2 separate regions of the Homo sapiens genome follow, and region 2 is linked to region 1. Evidence: read pairs that join two places in POLR2A ChIA-PET (ENCODE). Cell type or tissue: Panc1. All regions are shown on one strand. Each heading gives the region's core, and the rest is flanking DNA. Links, peaks and the distances in the headings are about the cores only.

The links. Peaks named below come from ENCODE experiments on the same cell type or tissue, not always from the same donor. Only the 100,000 strongest peaks of a DNase experiment are listed, where the experiment ranks them.
Region 2: POLR2A ChIA-PET joins it to region 1 with 14 read pairs; 2 of 35 experiments call an interaction of 5 or more read pairs at or near these places.

The regions. Positions count from the first base shown.
Region 1 is chr18:2,984,295-2,989,663 of GRCh38, forward strand. All of the region lies in intron 1 of LPIN2 (lipin 2), which reads right to left. LOC124904236 (a long non-coding RNA gene) reads left to right here. Exons shown (of 2, transcript XR_007066268.1): 2 at 780-1,116. Among named protein-coding and RNA genes, the nearest start is that of LPIN2-AS2, 20 kb to the left of the region's middle. In Panc1, for the core only: CTCF peaks have their summits at 1,515 (motif pointing left) and 1,716; no DNase peak of the experiment used is centred there; H3K27ac peaks cover 4,304 bases.
Region 2 is chr18:3,310,708-3,316,076 of GRCh38, forward strand. No RefSeq gene overlaps it. Among named protein-coding and RNA genes, the nearest start is that of LINC01895, 37 kb to the right of the region's middle. In Panc1, for the core only: no CTCF peak of the experiment used is centred there; no DNase peak of the experiment used is centred there; H3K27ac peaks cover 2,666 bases.

The sequences.
Region 1 (5,369 bases), core at 204-5,203:
CCAAAGTGCCCAGTCACTTGCGATCTAATTCAACACACATCATGTACACAAACTCCTACTTCCAGAAGAGAATTGTTTAGGTTTTTCTGGCCTAAATTTTATGCAATGAATAAAAATTTAAATCTCTTCATCCATGATCTACTGCAGTTCAGGATCCTTGGCATCAGATGGTAGTGATAAAAACCGGATATTGGGGTGCTGCCGGTGGAGAAAAATGGAAGAAGCCAGAGGTCAGCAAGAAGGGGAGGCTAGTAGGAGAAAGAGAGATTAAAGAGAAACCTAAGAAGGTGAAAAAAAGAAAAGTTAGAGGGGCAGAGGAAATAAAATGTAGAAGAGATGAGAAAATATTCAACTGGATAGCAGGAGAAGGGGAAAACTGTAAGGAGGGTGGAAAGAAGAAAGACAAAAACCATATCCACTTTAAATGTGAGGAAACTGAGGCCCAGAAAGAGGTCAGGCAATTAGCCCAATGTCACTCAACTGGTCAGCAAAGGTGCCAGGGAGAAGAAGCCCCCCAGTTTCTGGTTCAGTGCTTTTTTGTGTTATGCCAAGCAGAGACCAAGAAAGAACATGCTGGGGATCAGCAGGAGGAGGCTGACAAGAGGTAGGAGCAAAGGCTTAGCAAGTGAGGCGTGGTGGAGATCCAGCAGGGCAGAGGTCAGCGGGTAGAATTCTGTTCAGCAACTCTTGCCTACAATGCAGCTTACACAACAGGTGGGGCACCCAAGCCAGTCATTTGGGGGTTTCCTGATAGTGTTTGTATTGTTTCCTTGTTTTAGCTGATGACTCCCAGAATGTCCTGACTGCAAGGAACATGTACTATGGACCCATCAGAAGTGAGCTCATTTTCTAAACATCTGTGTTGCCAACAGGCACACACCTAAAGTTTCCTCCTATGGCCACCTGTGGATCACCCTGACCTTCAAAGCTGGTAGCCAAAGTTCTGCTTCCACCCCCACCATCTGCAAGGTGGCACTTTTCAGTCTTGATGGATAAATGTTAAAAATCACAACCAACAATTCTTAATCATCCCTATGATTTTCAAAGGAAAACGCTACTGTATTGTCAAACTTTTTCTCTACAGGCTAAAATAAAAATAAATGACTACTGAAAAAAGCTACTTTTTACTTTTGTATAACATCTTCAATGATCTTTTTTTTAAAAAGTGCATAGAATTTGGAAGTCTTTTTCCCAAGACTTAACTCTTTCAAAAAAAAATAGTCTAACTTAGGGAAACAAAGCTAAAATGCTAGTTAGGAAAAACAGAATCCTGTTCAGATTCCACAGCTTTAATGATGCTAAGTAAAATATATACCTTCTTTGTTTTTGTTTTTTCTACTACTAATCCCATAAGTATGTAAGACTAGGTATACAGGGCTTTTTAAGAGGGTATAACGATTTATTTAAAACTTTCTAGCTAGAATTTGCTTATCTGAAGCTGTACTAAGCTGGTTCAACAGAAATACCTTTACACCACAAGCATGTTATTTTACCATAAAACATGAAAATAATTGTACTCCCCCCCAGTGGCCATACTATGGAAACACAACACCTTGCTCCTGGATTACCAATGAAGATGTGACAAAACTAAGTTTTGATTATTAAAAAATCATGAAAATATTTTATAACCTCAATTACAAAGAATTTCATAATACCCACCGGAATTCCTCTATAGTGAAGAACCTAAGTGCATTTCTGCATTTTCAAGACTCCTCATGACAAAGGGAACATGTAAAGGACCATGGCTCACCTGAAACAAATGTTTTCATTTAGAGCCAAATGGCTCTCACCATCTACACCAAAGCATATGAAGTGTTTCTTCTCCTAAATGGAATCACTTATAATTCACTGTTTATGAAAACAACCCCAAAGGGACTGACGTTTTATTCAAAACCAAGATAAAATTCCTCTTGCTACCACTCTTGGGTTTTTCAAACATTTGTAGTTTAACTGCTCATTGGGTAATGGTTATATAGTTTACTCAAGTTCCAGTGTTTCATAATATCCTCATATAATCTCAAAATTCTAAACAAGATAGCTAGTGGCTGGCAATTTCACTGAACTGTGAGTGAATAACCAAATGCAAACAGATCTTTCCAGGAACAGAAGAGAAAAAACAAGGGAGGGTCTCCTGAGGTCAGACGCCCAGCTTAAAGTGACTCTCCCAAAGATAAACTTCTTTGAAGACTTGTCATTTATCTTTAAAATTCACACATTTTGTAGTCTATTGTGATAAGTCTATTTTTTTAATGTAAAAAAAAAAAAAAAAGAAAGACTAACTGGCCAAAGCTTTCTTCTTCCAAGTTCAAAGGTTAATGCAACACATTTACTGTAAGAATTAGAGGATGCTCAGTGTACACATCGCAGTTTAAGGAGCTTAGGACCAAACAACCTCTGCGGTCTAACCCTTCCAACACAAATGTTTGAGGTCAAGCTTTTACCCACTATTTGGAGACAAGAGAGACAATACTGAGAGTTGCCTGGCTGTAGCAGTCAAGTGCATCTGAACATTAAGAGAGTAAAGCTGAACAGCCTAATTTAGGATCAGAGTAATTATGGCCTGACTTGTGTCACAACTTTTGGACAACATTTTCAACAAAATAAAGCCAAAAGAAATGGAAAACCCTCTGTTCTGCTCAGGCAGGACTCCTGAGGCCTCAGTTGCTTGACAGGGGTGGAGGTCGGGGGTGAAGAGGGGGCCTGTTAATTGCCTAATTGTTTCTGTTTAAATGTCTTTTTCTTCTCCCATTTCACCTCTGAATAGCAGTTTGCACAGTGATGACACCCTTAGGTATACGATTTTCTGTTCTGGGGTTATATCACCCCCATTTCATTCAAACTCAAAAAATCCTGTTGAAATGCAAGTCTTACTATCATCAAATTTTAAAACACTAAATAATTTTCAAAGTGTAGTGCTTTAATCTTTTCAGAAACAAATTACTTGTTATAGACTCACAATAACAGGGGTGGCTCAGTGCATCACAACACTGAGGCCAAGTGAAGGTGCTGGAAGAAGCCAGTGCTGGGTTCCTATACTCCAGATCAAAAAGTGAGATAGCTTAAAGCTTGTCCCCCAAAAACAGCAACAAACAACAAATAAGGTGAGCAAGAGTTGATTATATCATTAAGACAATCCAAAGAAAATATAAGTGAAAATTATCACAAAATGTATCGGCATCATGTAGGAACCCCTCATCCTCACATTCCTTGACTTATTTTTTTCCACGTGGACATTTCAGGTCCATCTTTGACTCCAATTTTCTCTTCCATAGCTGGTTCCTCACAACAGTTCTAATTCAAGATTTTCTCGACCACCTGAAAAACTGGTGATGGTTGTTTAAATTATTCTGTTGCTGTGATCTCTTTCAATTACTTAAAAATTTTTTATTTAAAAGATATTTGTAATCAGCTTTACTTAGTAAATTACTCTTAGTAATTACTCTTCTTCCTGCCACCTTCTTCCATCTATAGAAACGAACGGCTGCTGTAATTTTAAGTGTACTTAGAATCCAGGAGGGTGGATCACTTGAGGTCAGGAGTTCAAGACCAGCCTGGCCAACACAGTGAAACCTCATCTCTACTAAAAATACAAGAATTAGCTGAGTGTGGTGGCTCACGCCTGTAATCCCAGCTACTCAGGAGGCTGAGGCGGAGGTTGCAGTGAGCCAAGATCATACCACTGTTCTCCAGCCTGGGCGACAGAGTGAGAGACTGTCTCAAAAAAAAAAAAAAAAAAAAAAAAAAGAATCATCATGAGTGCTGCCAGCAGGCCAGATGGGTAACAGTATAAATTACTTATCTGTAGCCTTAAATGGGTCCCCAACAGAATCTGGCAACCCTCCTTTGTTTCTGTGGTCAGCTCTCTCTCCAAATTTCTGGTTCTTTTTCAAACTTCCATGCTCCTCAACCTGACTATATTCTGCCACTCTATTTCCCCATCAGAATGTACAACATTCCATATTCTTGAATGCAGGCTCATTTATGCTCTTCAGGAGAAACGGCAAAAATGACTAATATACTTTGCTATGAGAATAAAGAATTTAGTTTCACAATGTTTAGAAATTCTAATGCTATACTTAAGTGTTATGAAGAATTTTATTTAATTGGTGAAATTTAAATTAAAATGAAAGTAACTGAATTCTTAAATTATTACACTCAGTGAATCTGCCTACTTCAATCTAAAGCTTGACTGAGATGTGTAAGAAAAAGAGAAAACCTGAAACACTGATACTCAGCTTTATATGTAAGTTATATTCTACACATACAGATGAATCCAATTCCAGATGGTGACGGTAATTGCAATCTCCAGTGAGGGTAAAGCCTCAATGCACTAAGTAGTAAAAGAAAAGGGGAAAAGTTAGTCAGCTTTGCTACTCTTTCAAGTTAAATGCTGGTAATGTCTAAGATTTAACCTTGTAATGTCAAGACACAGATAGGATTCAAAAAGCAAAGAGGCATCTGAAAGTTGCAACATGAGAAGAAATGCTCCCTCTTCTAAGGATAAAGCACCATTGAAACAGAACAAGTGTGACATTTCATTTTATTTTTCTTCCAGACTCAACATACTTTAATATAAAAAAGCTCTCTCAGGAACAGGGCATTTAGTTTGTGTAAAAATCTTCAGCCTTTGCAACAAATTAATTGTATTCAATTTGAAAAAGTATACTTCAAGTACAACATAGGTATTTATATTGAAATCATAGAAGAAAACACAATCCTGGCAGCCAAGCACTATTTATTTAGTATTTACTCTAAGCCATACCCTGGAATTAATCCTTTGCATATATTATCTCTGATCTACACAATTCTCATGAAAGACAGATTTGCTTTATCCCTATATTTTACAGATGAAGAAATGGAGGTTTAGAGAGAGGTTATGTTAAATATCCAAGGACAAACCAGCTAGAGCTCAAGATGTCTTCCACAGTACCTTCTTAGACTCATTATTTAAGCTGAAATTCAGATTTACTATGCTAAGTATTTCTAAAATCTCAAACATTATGCAATGCATCTAAAAGAAAAAAAATGCCTAGGAATAAATTTAACCAAGGAGGTGAAAGCTTGTACAAATAAAATTGCAAAAATCACTGAAAAAAAAAATTAAAGATAACCTCAGTAAATAGAAAGACATCCGTGTTCGTGAATAGGAAGACTCAATATTGTTAAGATGCCAATATTACCTAAAGCGATCTTCAAATTCAAGGCAATCCCTATCAAAATTCCAAAAGCCTCAAATTCATATGGAGTTACAAGGGGCCCTGACTAGCCAAAATAATACTGAAAAAGAGCTAAGTTGGAAGACTTCCATTTCTTGATTTCAAAACTTTCAAAGTTACAGTAATCAGGCTGGGTGCAGTAGCTGACGCCTG
Region 2 (5,369 bases), core at 229-5,228, 330 kb after region 1:
AGAGCAAAAAAACAGTTCAGTGGTTGCCTAGGGACTGGGGGTGGAAAAGAGGAGTGAGGGAGGGAGAGATTGCAGGGACACAAGGACATTTTGAGGTGACAGATATCTTCATTATTTTCAAGCCGTCATAGTTTCACAGATTTATTTACACGTCAAAACTGATCAAATCATTTAAATATGTGCAGTTTTTTACATGTCAATGTTATCTCAATAAAGAATTTTAAAAAATAAAACAAAAGGTTTTCAGGAGTTTGTAATGTGTTTACTCACACACTCCACAAACTCAATTTTATCAAATATTTTTTGAATAAGAAATTTTAAATCTGTCAATGAAATTAGCCCTTTTCAATGATGTGCGTGGCAACTACTTCCCTGTTTTTTTTTTGTTTGTTCGTTTGTTTGGAGACAGGGTCTCGCTCTGCTGCCCAGGCTGGAGTGCAATGGCCCCATCACGACTCACTGCAACCTCCCGGGCTCAAGCGATTCTCCCACCTCCGCCACCTGAGTAGTTAGGACTACAGGCCCACCACCACACCTGGCTAATTTTTTGTATTTTTTGTAGAGGCAGGGTTTCACCATGTTGCCCAGGCTGGTCTGGAACTCCTGGGCTCAAGGGATCCACCCATCTCAGCCTCCCAAAGTGCTGAGATTACAGGTGTGGGCCACCACACCCGGCCTGTTGCTTGTTTTCTAAAACTATACTGAGTGATTTTTTTTTTAAAGCTAAACAGAAAACTTATATTTTCATCAAATTAAATGTATGCTTTTTTTTTTTTTGGCTTGTGGGGTTGTATTCTGCTTAGAAAGAAGATCTACTTCAACAATATGTACTTAAAATTTTCTCACTTTGTTCACAATTTTTCTAGCATTTCCTAACATTTCAATTGCTTCATATTTCTGCCTCAAATTTATTTTGGAATAAGGCAAGAGTTAAAATATGCTTTTCTTTAAATGGTTAGTGAATTGAACCAACAATGTTTATTGAATAATTACTTTTGTTCCACAGATTTTTGTCACCTAAAAATACTTCTTTTTTTTGTTTGTTTGTTTTATTTCTGGACTTTTTAATCTACTCCATTGGTCAGTTAATTGTTGAAGTTTTGGAATCAGTGCTCACTTCTGTTAGGATTAGTCTCCCTCAATTCTCTTCTCTTTTAGTATTTTTTTTTTGCGTAATCATATTCCTTATTTTCTATCTCTTCTTTTTTTTTGTTTTTGACGGAGTCTTGCTCTTCGCATAGGCTGGAATGCCGTGGCACAATCTCGGCTCACTGCAACCACCTCCAGGGTTCAAGTGATTCTCCTGTCTCAGCCTCCTGAATAGCTGGGATTACAGGTGTGCACCACCACACCCAGCTAATTTTTGTATTATTTTTTAGTAGAGACGGGGTTTCACCATGTTGGCCAGGCTGGTCTCTAAACTCCCAACCTCAGGTGATCTGCCTGCCTTGGCCTCCTAAAGTGCTGGGATAAAGGCCTGAGCCACCGCGCCTGGCCTCTAGCTATTCTTTAATATTTTTCTTTTTCTTTTTTTTTTCCAAGATGGAGCCTCGCTCTGTCGCCCAGGCTGGAGTGCGGTGGCGCAATCTCGGCTCACTGCAAGCTCCGCCTCCCGGGTTCACGCCATTCTCCTGCCTCAGCCTCCCGAGTAGCTGGGACTACAGGCGCCCGCCACCACGCCCGGCTAATTTTTTGTATCTTTAGTAGAGACGGGGTTTCACCGTGTTAGCCAGGATGGTCTCGATCTCCTGACCTCGTGATCCGCCCGCTTCGGCCTCCCAAAGTGCTGGGATTACAGGCGAGAGCCACCGCGCCCGGCCTATTCTTTAGTATTTTTCAAAGAACTGGAAATGAATTTCCCAAGGAGTGAATGTCTTTTACTCTTATTGTCTTTTTAAAATTCTTTGTGCATTTGCAATTTTTTCTTAATGTATTTGAAGAATATGTAATTTAGTCCATAAAGATTTATGATAGGTAAAGCCTCACTTCTTTATCATCATAAAATTTTTCTTTATCATTTTTCAACTTTGTCTTTGTTTTGAATTCATCCTTGACTGATGTTGATACCAGCTCTCTTTTTGCTTTCATTGTCTTGAGATTTATTAATCTCTCTTTCCCTTTTATGTTTCTTTTTTTTTTTTTTCTTTTTCGAGATGGAGTCTCGCTCTGTCACCCAGGCTGGAGTGCAGTGGTGCGATCTCAGCTCACTGCAACCTCTGCCTCCCGGATTCAAGCAATTCTTCTGCCTCAGCCTCCCAAATAGCTGAGACAACAGGTGCGTGCCACCATGCCCAGCTAATTTTTGTATTTTTAGTAGAGATGGGTTTCGCCATTTTGGCCAGGCTGCTCTGGAACTCCTGACCTCAGGTGATCCACCCACCTTGGCCTCTCAAAATGCTGGGATTACAGGCGTGACCCACCGCGCCAGGCCCTCCCTTTTTTCTTTCTGAATAACTTTGTTTCTAACTCTCTTATATATGACATTTAATCTTTTTTTAACCCAATCTGATTTTTTTCTCCTATGTATTTACTACATTTATTTTATTTATATGTCATATACTTGATGTTAATTTTTCATCAGAATATATTTATAGTTTTAACACAACCTTTGTTTTGCTTAATGATTTCTGTTTGCTTTAAGTGTGTACTTTTCTTTTTGAAACTTGGAAGTCTGGTTGTTTACTTTTAGATCTTCTAGGCTATGGAATTTTTGTTCAAAATTTTTTAGCTTATTTACTTTTAAGGAAGACGCAGACAATTTAATGTAGAGGAAGGGTTATTAAATTTTCCTCCACATTTTGCTCTATCTACATCAGATCTGTAAGGGAAAAATAATAAATATTCCTCTTTGCCAGACATACAGTCTTATTGCAACTACATATTTGTCCTATATAGCAAATGCAGCCATAGATAGTAAGAGATGAATGGGTGTGGCTGTGTTCCAGTTAAAATTACATGGACAGACACATTGGTATTTCATATGTCAAAACTATTTTTAAATGATTTACAAATGTAAAAACTAATTTTAGGCTGTAGTCTAGATTTAACTCAGCCCAAAAGCCTGAGAGTCAAGAGAGGCAATAGCGTAAGTTCCTATCCAAAAGTGTGCAAGCTTGACACCCAAAAACAGCCAATGTCTCAGTTTGAGTCCAAAGGCTGGAAAAGACTGACGTCCCAGCTCAAAGCAGTCAGGTAGGAGGAGCTTCCTTTTACTCAGCGTTTTTGTTCTATTCAGATCCTCAACTGATTGCATGAGGCCGACCCACATTAGAGAGAACAATCTGCTTTACTTGGTCTATTGATTCACATTTCAGTCTCTTCCAGAAACATCCTCACAGACACTCCTAGAATGTTTGACCAAATGCCTCAGCACACCCTGGCCCGATCAACTTAACACATAAATTTAACCATCACACGTGGCAATCTCAGTTTTCTGTTGCCTTACGTCCCTTTGATTTCTTGTTTCATTGAATTCATACACAGATGCTCCTCAACTTACAGTGGGGTTATGTCCTGATAAACCCATCATAAGTTGAAAATATTGTATGTAAGTAAAAAGTGCATTAATACACCTAACCTACCAAACATCATCTACGGAATGCGTGTCACTTTTGCGTTACTGTAAGGTCAAAACATTGCAAGTGAAACCATCATAAATCAGGGACCATCTGTACTTTAAATTTTTTTCCTAGACTACAAAACTTTGGTTTTAGGAATTTTTCTTCACATTTTAAAGGTGTGTTTCTTTCCAGATAATAGTTTTAATCTTTTGTTCCTTTTTTTTTTTTTTTTGCTATATTTTTGCATTTTCATATACTCCTCTCCATACTACTCTTTAACATGTGGGGCTCTATCCATGTTTTCTATTTTTGCAGATACAGTGTGGATGAATTTTTATTTATTACTTTTCTTTATTATTTTTTCCCATTGCCCTGAGACTCGTCTTCCTCTTAGAAATTCAGTTTGAGGTTGCATCTTTTGTGCTCTGTCTTTTCTCCCAGTGCCTGAGGAAAAGTTGAAGGGAGCATATATCGGTTAGGATTAGACTTGACTGTAATAGAAAAAGCTCAAAGTAACAGTGGGTTAAATCAGAATGAAGTTTATTGCTGTCTTACTTAGAAGTCTGAGTAGGTCATCACAGTTGGTATGACACTCTGCAGTGTTAGAGTCTCAAGCTCAAGTTCACCAGGTGGTTCCAGATGGTCACTCTAGCTCCAGCCATCACATCTACTTTATAGCCAGGAGAAAGAGAGAAGAGGAAATGGGCATGTCCACTCCATTTAAATATCTTCTCACAACATTTACATATTGCATAGGACTTCACCACTGCGATTGCACTTAGCTACAATGCTGGTGTAGAAATATATATTTTCTTCTGAGTAGGCCTTGTGCCCAATAAAAACGTGTAGATTTTTCTAGTAAGGAAAAAGGAAGAACAGACAGTAGGGGCAACTACTGGTTTCTTTTCTTTTTTTACTTTAAGCTCTGGGACACATGTGCAGAACGTGCAGATTTGTTACATAGGTACACATGTGCCGTGGTGGTTTGCTGCACCTACCAACCCATCATCTAGGTTTTAAGCCCCTCATGCATTAGGTATTTGTCCTAATGCTCTCCCTCCCCTTGCCCTCCACCCCTCTACAGGCCCCAGTGTGTGATGTTCCCCGCCCCATGTCCATGTGTTCTTATTGTTAAACTCCCACTTATGAGTGAGAACATGCAGTGTTTGGTTTTCTGTTCCTGTGTTAGTTTGCTGAGAATGATGGTTTCCAGCTTCATCCATGTCCCTGCAAAGGACATGATCTCATTCTTCTTTATGGCTGCATAGTATTCCATGGCATATATGTGGCACATTTTCTTTATCCAGTCTATCATTGATGGACATTTGGGTTGGTAATGCTAATGATTATCTGAGCCTTCAGCAAGTTGTAATCTTTTTGCTGGTGGAGGGTCTTGCCTCAATGTTGATAACTACTGATTGATTAGGGAGGTGGTTGCTGAAGGTTGGAATGACTGTGGCAATTTCTTAAAATAAGACAACAATGAAATTTGCCTCATTGATTGACTCTGTCTTTCATGAAGTATTTTTCTGCAACACAGGATACTGTTTGATAGCATTTTACCCACCACAGTAGAACTTGTTTCAAAATTGGAGTCAATCCTCTCAAACCCTGCCGCTGCTTTATCAAGTAAGTTCATGTAATATTTGAAATAATTTGTTGTCATTTCAACAATGTTCACAGCATCTTCAGCAAGAGTTGATTCCATCTCAAGAAACCACTTTCTTTGCTCATCCATAGAAGCAGCTCCTCATCCATTCAAGTTTGTTCATGAGATTTTAGCAATTCAGTCACATCTTCAGCCTCCAC